3 separate regions of the Mus musculus genome follow, and all the other regions are linked to region 3. A link is a loop called in an ENCODE intact Hi-C map of the cell type or tissue named here. Cell type or tissue: heart. All regions are shown on one strand.

Region 1 (2,500 bases), 240 kb before region 3:
CAGGTCCAATGGGATCCTGAGGGGGAAGGGGGAGGGACGTGGAGACCAATGGGATCCCGAGGGGGGGAAACCGGAGGGGGGGTGCGGGGGTAGTTAAGCACAGAGACCAAACAGCCAACTGCATCTGGCCATCACTAGGGGTGGATGGAGGACTTTCTCACAAGACAGCTCTCTACAGAAAGAGGCTAAGCTAAGCTCCGCAGTGGGTGAGGTTTACAAAGGGGTCGTGGAGGGAGGCCAGTGACTAGGATTTCAGACGCTAACATTCAAAGCTCAGAGAAATCAGTAGTAAACAGATGACTCATTGCTGCTTGGGTCAAAGGCCTTTGATTTTAGGAATGATCATCTGGCATGATAGCAGTTCTCGACAGGAGCTGGAGATGGCTCCAAAGCAGAGACATCTGCCCTTTCATGCCCAAATCTCCGGGCTTCTGACCATGTAAGGTGAGCAGCTTAACAATTTCCATTCGAGAATCAGCAAATCCACAGAAAAGCTTGGAAACCCCAGGGGCACTGCACTAATCGCCCACAGATCACGGTGACCCGTGGGGGACAGATCTCCCCACTGTCTTTCCAGTGTCTGTGTCCAGACAAATCCTCTCTTCCTTTTCCCCAGTTCTGGTTTCCACCTCTGCGGGGCAGGCTGCCAGGACTGACAAGCACAACCCAGGACGGCTCACCCACCTCCTTGCTCTCCCACAGGTGTTTAGGCAGTGGCTTCGGGACATTTAACAGATTCTCTTCTTTCAGCGGACCCGGGAAGGCGGCTACTAAAAGGGAGAAGAAGCATATTCATTGAATTAGAGAAGAGGGCGGCCAACCTGGGCCAAATCAATTAGCTTGTTTAAAACTGCTGGGGGTGGGGGCGGGGGCAGGGCGGGGGCAGGGCGGGGAGTGGGAGGGGGTGGCGGCAAACCTTTAATCCCATACCAGGGAGGCAGGGACAGAGGCAGATGGATCTCTGTGAATTTGAGGCCAGCCTACTCTACATAGGAAGTTCCAGGACAGCTAGAGCTACATAAAGAGACCCTGTCTCAAAAGAAAAGAAAAGAGGGGAGGGGAGGGGAGGGGAGGGGAGGGGAGGGGAGGGGAGGGGAGGGGAGGGGAGGGGAGGGGAGGGGAGGGGAGGAGAGGGGATGAGAGGGGAGGGGAGGGGAGGGGACGGGAGGAGAGGGGAGGGGAGGAGAGGAGAGGAGAGGGGAGGAGAGGAGAGGAGAGGGGAGGAGAGGAGAGGAGAGGGGAGGAGAGGAGAGAAAAGAAGAGAAAAGAAAAAATTTAAATGTCTCTTAGTTAGCATTTAGGGTTGGCTGTCAAGGAACCTGCCACGTAGCTCAGGCTGGCCTCAGGCTCTCAGCTGTCCTCTCAAGTGGTGGGATTATAAGCATGTGCCACACTGACTAGTGAACATGATTTCCTTAGCAAACACTATTTTTTAACATACTTTTTTCTTTAATTATTGTATTATTTTGTGTGTATGGGCGATTTGCCTATGTGTGTCTGTATACTATATGAACACTAGTGCCTGTGGAGACCAGAAGAGGGCATCAGATCTCCTGGAACTAGTCATAGATAGTTGTGAGCCACCATGTGCATGCTAGGAATTGAACCGGGTCCTTTGGAAGAGCAGCCGGTGCTCTTACCCACTGAGCCATCTTTCCAGCCCTTTGTGTGTCAGTGTAGAGGCTGAAGGAATGGTTAAGAAATGGATTCAAATGTGAGGACAGTATCAACAGCCAGGGGACAAAGGCAGCACATCTATGGCTCGTATTAGCATTGAAGGAAGCCCAGAAGAGACAAACATCCTTGCTTCGGAGCAGACAAGCATCGAGGCTTCGGAGTTGAGTGCCCTGGGATCCCTTTAGACTCAGCAAAGGACAGTCAAGCACAAGAGTGAGGGATAAATAAAAGAAGAAACGGTGGCAAGCACCAGCCAGGATGCTCTTGTTATCTGACTATGGGTTAGGTAAACAGTAGGAAATAATGTACAAGTCTGAGACCTGGCCAGGGCCCTGCAGGTGTGGGGAAGGGGGTGTGGTGAAGTACACACTAATCAAGAAAAGACTACATAAAGAAGGTAACAAATGGAGATGAGGTGGCCTGGGCAGATGGCCCAGTGGATAGAGCACTTGCCCTGTAAGAGTGAGGAACAGAGTTTGATTCCCAGGACCCATGGAAAAGCCAGGTAGGCATGGCAGGTGCCTGCAATCCCAGAGCAACAGGGGCAGGGACAGGGGTTCCCCGGAGCAAGCTAGCTACCCTCGTTTAGACAGGCAAGTGGTGGATTCAGCAGGACTTCCTACCTCAATAAATAAAGTGGAGCGTAATCCGGGAGAATACCCAACTTTGGGCTTCCACATAAATGGTGCAGTGTAGGTGCCCCTCCCCCATGTCCACACACATCCGCATACGTCTCATGGCTCTACAGCAAGGGACTGTTCCCTGACTGCTTTAATGCTCTGAGCCATACCAACGACAGCAAGAAGGCTGAGCCACAAGTCAA
Region 2 (2,500 bases), 120 kb before region 3:
CAAAGAGCATACAGCAACATGCACACATGCACACATATACCTCAAGACCTAAAATTCCAAATAAACTGGGGGATGTGTGAAGGGGGGAAGAGAACTGAAAACTAGCACCAGAGATGAAAAAAGGGACAGATTTAGAACATATAAATAGCACTGTAAGGTATGTGATCCAACGCTCCAGGACGCCTTCAGTTCATATGTTACGGCAGCAGCCCAGGCTGATGTCGACCACCTCTGTGGGGTTTGTAGGTGGGTTTTTTGGAAGCCATGTAGCACAGGGAAAGTAAGTCCTTAGATGAGCTACTGTCTGTTTAACCCCCACGGCCCACATGCCACAGACTGCAAAGGCCACGTTCATGCCTATGAAATGAGATTCACTCAGCACACATGTCTTCCACAGGGGAACGCAAGGACAATCATGGAATCTCCCCTAGAGTTCCAGAAAAAAAATAAAATGAATTCACCTGGACAGAAAGTCTAGAATCGAGGCCTCACTGTAGGAAAGCACAGAACTAGGAGAGAGAAGAGAGAAGCGTTCAGATTTAAAAGGTAAAAACACAAGTAGGAGGGAGTATAGCCAAGTAAGAAGAGTTAGCAGGGAATCCGCAGCAGAGCACTGCGCTCGCTGCTATTCACCTGGCCACCAGCAGAGGGAGCAATGCTCCAGAGAAAAGAGGGCTCAGGAAAACTTCCCACTACCTATACTTAGTGTACACAGTGCCTTTAAAGATGAAGATGAACAGAAACTATCTGCTTAGAAGGCACCGTCTTCTAGTTACAGCTGCTCGTGAGGCTCACAGTGGAGGACACTCAGGCACTTCCTGCTGGTCTGTGGTCACTGGGCATCTGACAGCAGAGGGCAGGCACCCGGTAGCTCTCAGAGTCTTACCTTCAGCAGCTCGTCCTCACCAGCGTCAGGGAACTTCTCGTGCAGGGAATCCTTCAGGACTTTGGCAATGAAGCGCATCCCATAACTGTGGGATGGACAAAATGGAGTGAGGTCAGGCCACAGAGTATGCCACCAGCCAGGCTTTATTTGGAGTCACAACTGATGGCACTCACGGGATTTTGTCCACAGAGCTGACGATGGCTGAGAGGAACTTGTCTGTCACGGCCCTCATGTTCCTGATGGAGTTGTCTAACCTCGTCTTCACTTCTTCATGAGACAAGGCTTGTTCAGGAGTCACATCATAGGGCAGTTTGCTGAGAAAACAGAAATGACCCCCAGCAATGTTAGATCGACCCCCAGGAATAGTTCGAGGCAGGAGCTTGTCTTGTTTATAAATAGAAGGATCCAGGAAGCTTAGCTAACTTAGGCTCCTCTGCACAAGCTGTGATCTGGATGTCTTGTATCATGTGTCACACCCTGATAAGCACTTAGCAACAAAATGTAGGGGAGCCATCATACCTTCTCCTGAGTCTCTCACAGCAGCAGAGGCTATGAGCAGGTAGGTAATCATCAACATACTATATGGGCTAGAGGTTAGCTCAGTGATATAGCACTTGCCTGGCATACCCATGACCCCAGGTTAACCCCTAGCAATGCTTATAAACAGTGAGCTGATCAGAACTGCTGCAGGTCAGAGAAAGAGCCTCTTCTCAGCCCGGAGAAAGGAAGGAAGGCGCCCGACCCCAAGGACAAGAGAGCAGAGGAGAAGGGTCTTCTGGGGGTACGTGCAGTGTTACATACAAAGGAGGAACAGAAGGAAGAGAAAAGGGAGTGAAAAAGCTAACACGGATCAGGCCCTGGAGGATCCTATATGCACTAAGTCTGGACTTGCTCAGAAGCCGCAAGTAGCCACTGAAAGGTAAAAGTTCTGGGGCACGGAGATGCCTCACAGGTAAAGGTGTTGCTATGGAGCCTGGAGACCCGAGTTTCATGCCCAGAACCCACAGAAACGTAGACAGAGAACCAACTTCACAAAGTTATCCTCTGACCTCCATGGGCTCACTTACTCCCCACCCCCCACCCCAACACAGTCATACACACACACACAAAGACATACAGACATACACTGAGAAAGACCACTCAGGCTCATCGTAAAAAATAAATTAAAGATGGACAGACAGACACAGATGAGAGACGTGGGAAAGCAGCGTCCCAGCTTGACCCAGAAACGATGAGTATGAACAGAGACGAGGGTGCAGCCATGCAGACCAGGCACACCCACAGGCACTGGAGACACAGCATAGCCAATGACGTGGCACCTTTGGATGTCAGGGGAGACAGCCAGACGCAGAACTGAAGCACTGGGCTTCAGACGAGGCTGGGGTATGGGCCAGTGGACAGACTGTCGGTCTAGCACACACTGAGCCCTGGGTTTAATCCCAACAGCACATAAATCAGGCTCTACAGTTCATGCCTGGGAGGTGGGGGTGAAGGGATCGGGAGTTCAAAGTCAGCTTCAGCTACATAGGGTATTTAAGGCCAGCCTAGGATAAAGACTTGTCTAAAAGGAAAGGAGAAAGAGAGACAGACAGACAGACAGACAGACAGACAGAC
Region 3 (2,500 bases):
TGCTGGGAGAACCTGGAGGCCAGGTCTGCTTTGCTATGTTAACTATGCAACCGAGCTGTTTGTAGTCTGAATCTCAATAACACAAACACACACACAGTGTGTGTGTGTGTGTGTGTGTGTGTGTGTGTGTGTGTATGTGTGTGTAGAGGTAGCTCATTGGTTAAGAGCACTTCTGGACTGCTCTTCCAGAGGTCTTGAGTTCGATTCCCAGCAACCACATGGTGGCTCACAGCCATCTGTAATGGATGCCCTGTTCTGGTGTGTCTGAAGAGCTACAGTGTAATCATACATAAAATAAATAAAACTTAAAAAAAATACACCACATACACACCACACACAAACACACATACATACTACATAAACACACACAGAATAAGGAATTGAATGTTGCTCAATGGTTAATTGTATGGTTGTAATGGTTGTTAGTATTTACAATAGCCCAGACTCATTTGCCAGAACATTCAAAACAGAAACAAATGAACCAAATTAGGGTATGGACTTTTATATGTGATATTTATAGACATATAAAAATGTATGTCTCATTTAGCTATGTAGAACTGAAGATGTAACACCTGTGAGTTACATTTCCACTGTTCTACTGGAATGCCACACACACAGAGTCTCCCACAGGTTCCTAGCTCCTAGTCCTTCAAGGGAAATAAACAGAATTAGCTGTTGGGAGGGTTGCTGCCCTGAAGGCTGACAAGTTCACTGTCAGGAAAGTGAGGACCAGTAACTAACCTCTTATGTGATGCGGCAAAGAAGACAGAGATGCCCAACACATGGTACTAGAAATCCCTTTGGGGCTGAGTGTGGTGGTGTGTATTTATAACTGTAGCACTTGGCAGATAAGAGGATCGTTACAAACTAGAAGCTAGCCTGGCTTACAGAGCAAGACTGCCTCAACTCAAAAATAAAATAAGTTGCTGGGGCTTCCAGGTATGGTGACCCACACCTGCTACCCTAGTTCTTGGGGAGTTCAAAATCACAAATCCTTGGCTCCAAATCCTGGTTCCACACCAACCTGGGATACATGAGACCCTGTCTCCAAAACGGAAAGGATAAATCAGCCTTGAGGGTTGGCGAACTTTATCTCTTTGGTTCAGTAAAAAAGGCAAATTAATGAAATCCGAATTTGGATTGAAACTCTCTGGAAAGGGAAATGGTTTGTTATCTGGAGCCGGAAAGGACTTCAGTAGCTGGCAAGAAGTGGAATCAGAGTGGCCTATCTCTGAAGGACTGGCAATGTCACCCTGGGGAGAACTTGCAGGGGTGTCAGATAGTGACACCTTGTGGTGGCCAAGAGTAATGACAGAAACAGTCCAGTGCTTGGGGGATTGGACTTTCCTTCTGGAGTGTGAAAGACCGCAGGTCTATAGGGAATTACTTGTGCTCTAGGACCCAGGGAATCCTGAAGCAGGCTCAGTGTTAGTGAAGCTAGTTGATAATCAGTCTGATTGTTAAGCTGAACATGATGGCTCAGATCCGTGATCGCAGCTTTAGGGATGCTGGACAGGAGGGATGTAGAAATTTGAAGTTGCCCAGGGCATTGGTGAGTTCGAGGTCAAGTTAGGCTACAAAGTAAAATTCTGTCTCAAAAATCCCAAACAAAAAACTCAATTCCATCCTTCTCCGAACCTAAACAAGGCAAAGCAAAAACCAGCAACAGGGGCTGGAGATGTCTCAGCGGTTAAGAGCACTGACTGCTCTTCTGAAGGTCCTGAGTTCAAATGCCGACAACCAAATGGTGGTTCACAACCATCTGTAATGAGATCTGATGACCTCTTCTGGCATGTCTGAAGACAGCTATAGTGAACTTACATATAATAAATAAATAAAATCTTTAAAGAAAAAAGAAAAAAAAAGAAAAAAAAAACCCAAACCTCATGATTCCCAGTCTCTCTCACTGCTTTGGCTTGTTTGAGACGGGGTTTCTCTGTGTAGCCCTGGCTGTCCTGGAACTCGCTCTGTAGACCAGGCTGGCCTTGAACTCACAGAGATCTGTCTGCCTCTGCCTCTGCCTCCTGAGTTAAAGGTTTCCCAGCTGGGACCACCTGGCTTCACTTGTGACTTTTTACATGGGTGCTAGGCATGAAATTCAGCTCAGCAAGCCCTTTGCCCGCTGTGCCACCTCCCCATCTGTACCGTTAACATTTTCTTGTGGCTAGAACAGGAAAAATGTATTCAGCATCCCTAAGACTACGTATTTGATGTTTCTCTCCTGTGTTGTTCTCACAAGGCTTGTCCCATACATGCACACTGTATTTTACCTGTTCTTTTACCCACATGGAGACCTTCTATGTTAGTATAGAGCGGTTGCCTCCTTTTCTCCTCCTCCTCTTCCTTTATCTTCTCTATCTTCTCTTTCTTATTCTTCTTTGGACTAGCAACTGAATTTAAGACCTTGAGGTGTGCTCTACCATTAAACTATACTCCTAGCTCTGCCAAAGGGGGTGGAGGAAATGGCTCAGTGGGCAAAGACCCTGGTCCCAAGCCCGGG

The links. A loop is a pair of places that touch in the nucleus more often than their neighbours do. Peaks named below come from ENCODE experiments on the same cell type or tissue, not always from the same donor. Only the 100,000 strongest peaks of a DNase experiment are listed, where the experiment ranks them.
Region 1: it touches region 3 in a loop (2.3-fold over the local background); 4 of 42 quality-filtered maps call a loop at or near these places.
Region 2: a loop joins it to region 3, with 5 times the contacts of the local background. A loop is called at or near these places in 40 of 42 quality-filtered maps.

What each region holds. Positions count from the first base shown.
Region 1 is chr7:80,605,064-80,607,563 of GRCm38, forward strand. It overlaps Crtc3 (CREB regulated transcription coactivator 3), which reads right to left. Exons shown (of 15, transcript NM_173863.2): 8 at 685-770. Among named protein-coding and RNA genes, the nearest start is that of Gm15880, 30 kb to the right of the region's middle. In heart, a CTCF peak has its summit at 1,538 (motif pointing right); DNase peaks (open chromatin) are centred at 38 and 668; H3K27ac peaks cover 221 bases; H3K27me3 peaks cover 334 bases.
Region 2 is chr7:80,729,183-80,731,682 of GRCm38, forward strand. Iqgap1 (IQ motif containing GTPase activating protein 1) reads right to left here. Exons shown (of 38, transcript NM_016721.2): 27 at 1,060-1,200; 28 at 887-971. Among named protein-coding and RNA genes, the nearest start is that of Crtc3, 42 kb to the left of the region's middle. In heart, no CTCF peak of the experiment used is centred here; no DNase peak of the experiment used is centred here; H3K27ac peaks cover 425 bases.
Region 3 is chr7:80,848,641-80,851,140 of GRCm38, forward strand. No RefSeq gene overlaps it. Among named protein-coding and RNA genes, the nearest start is that of Zscan2, 11 kb to the right of the region's middle. In heart, a CTCF peak has its summit at 1,291 (motif pointing left); a DNase peak (open chromatin) is centred at 1,261; H3K27ac peaks cover 691 bases.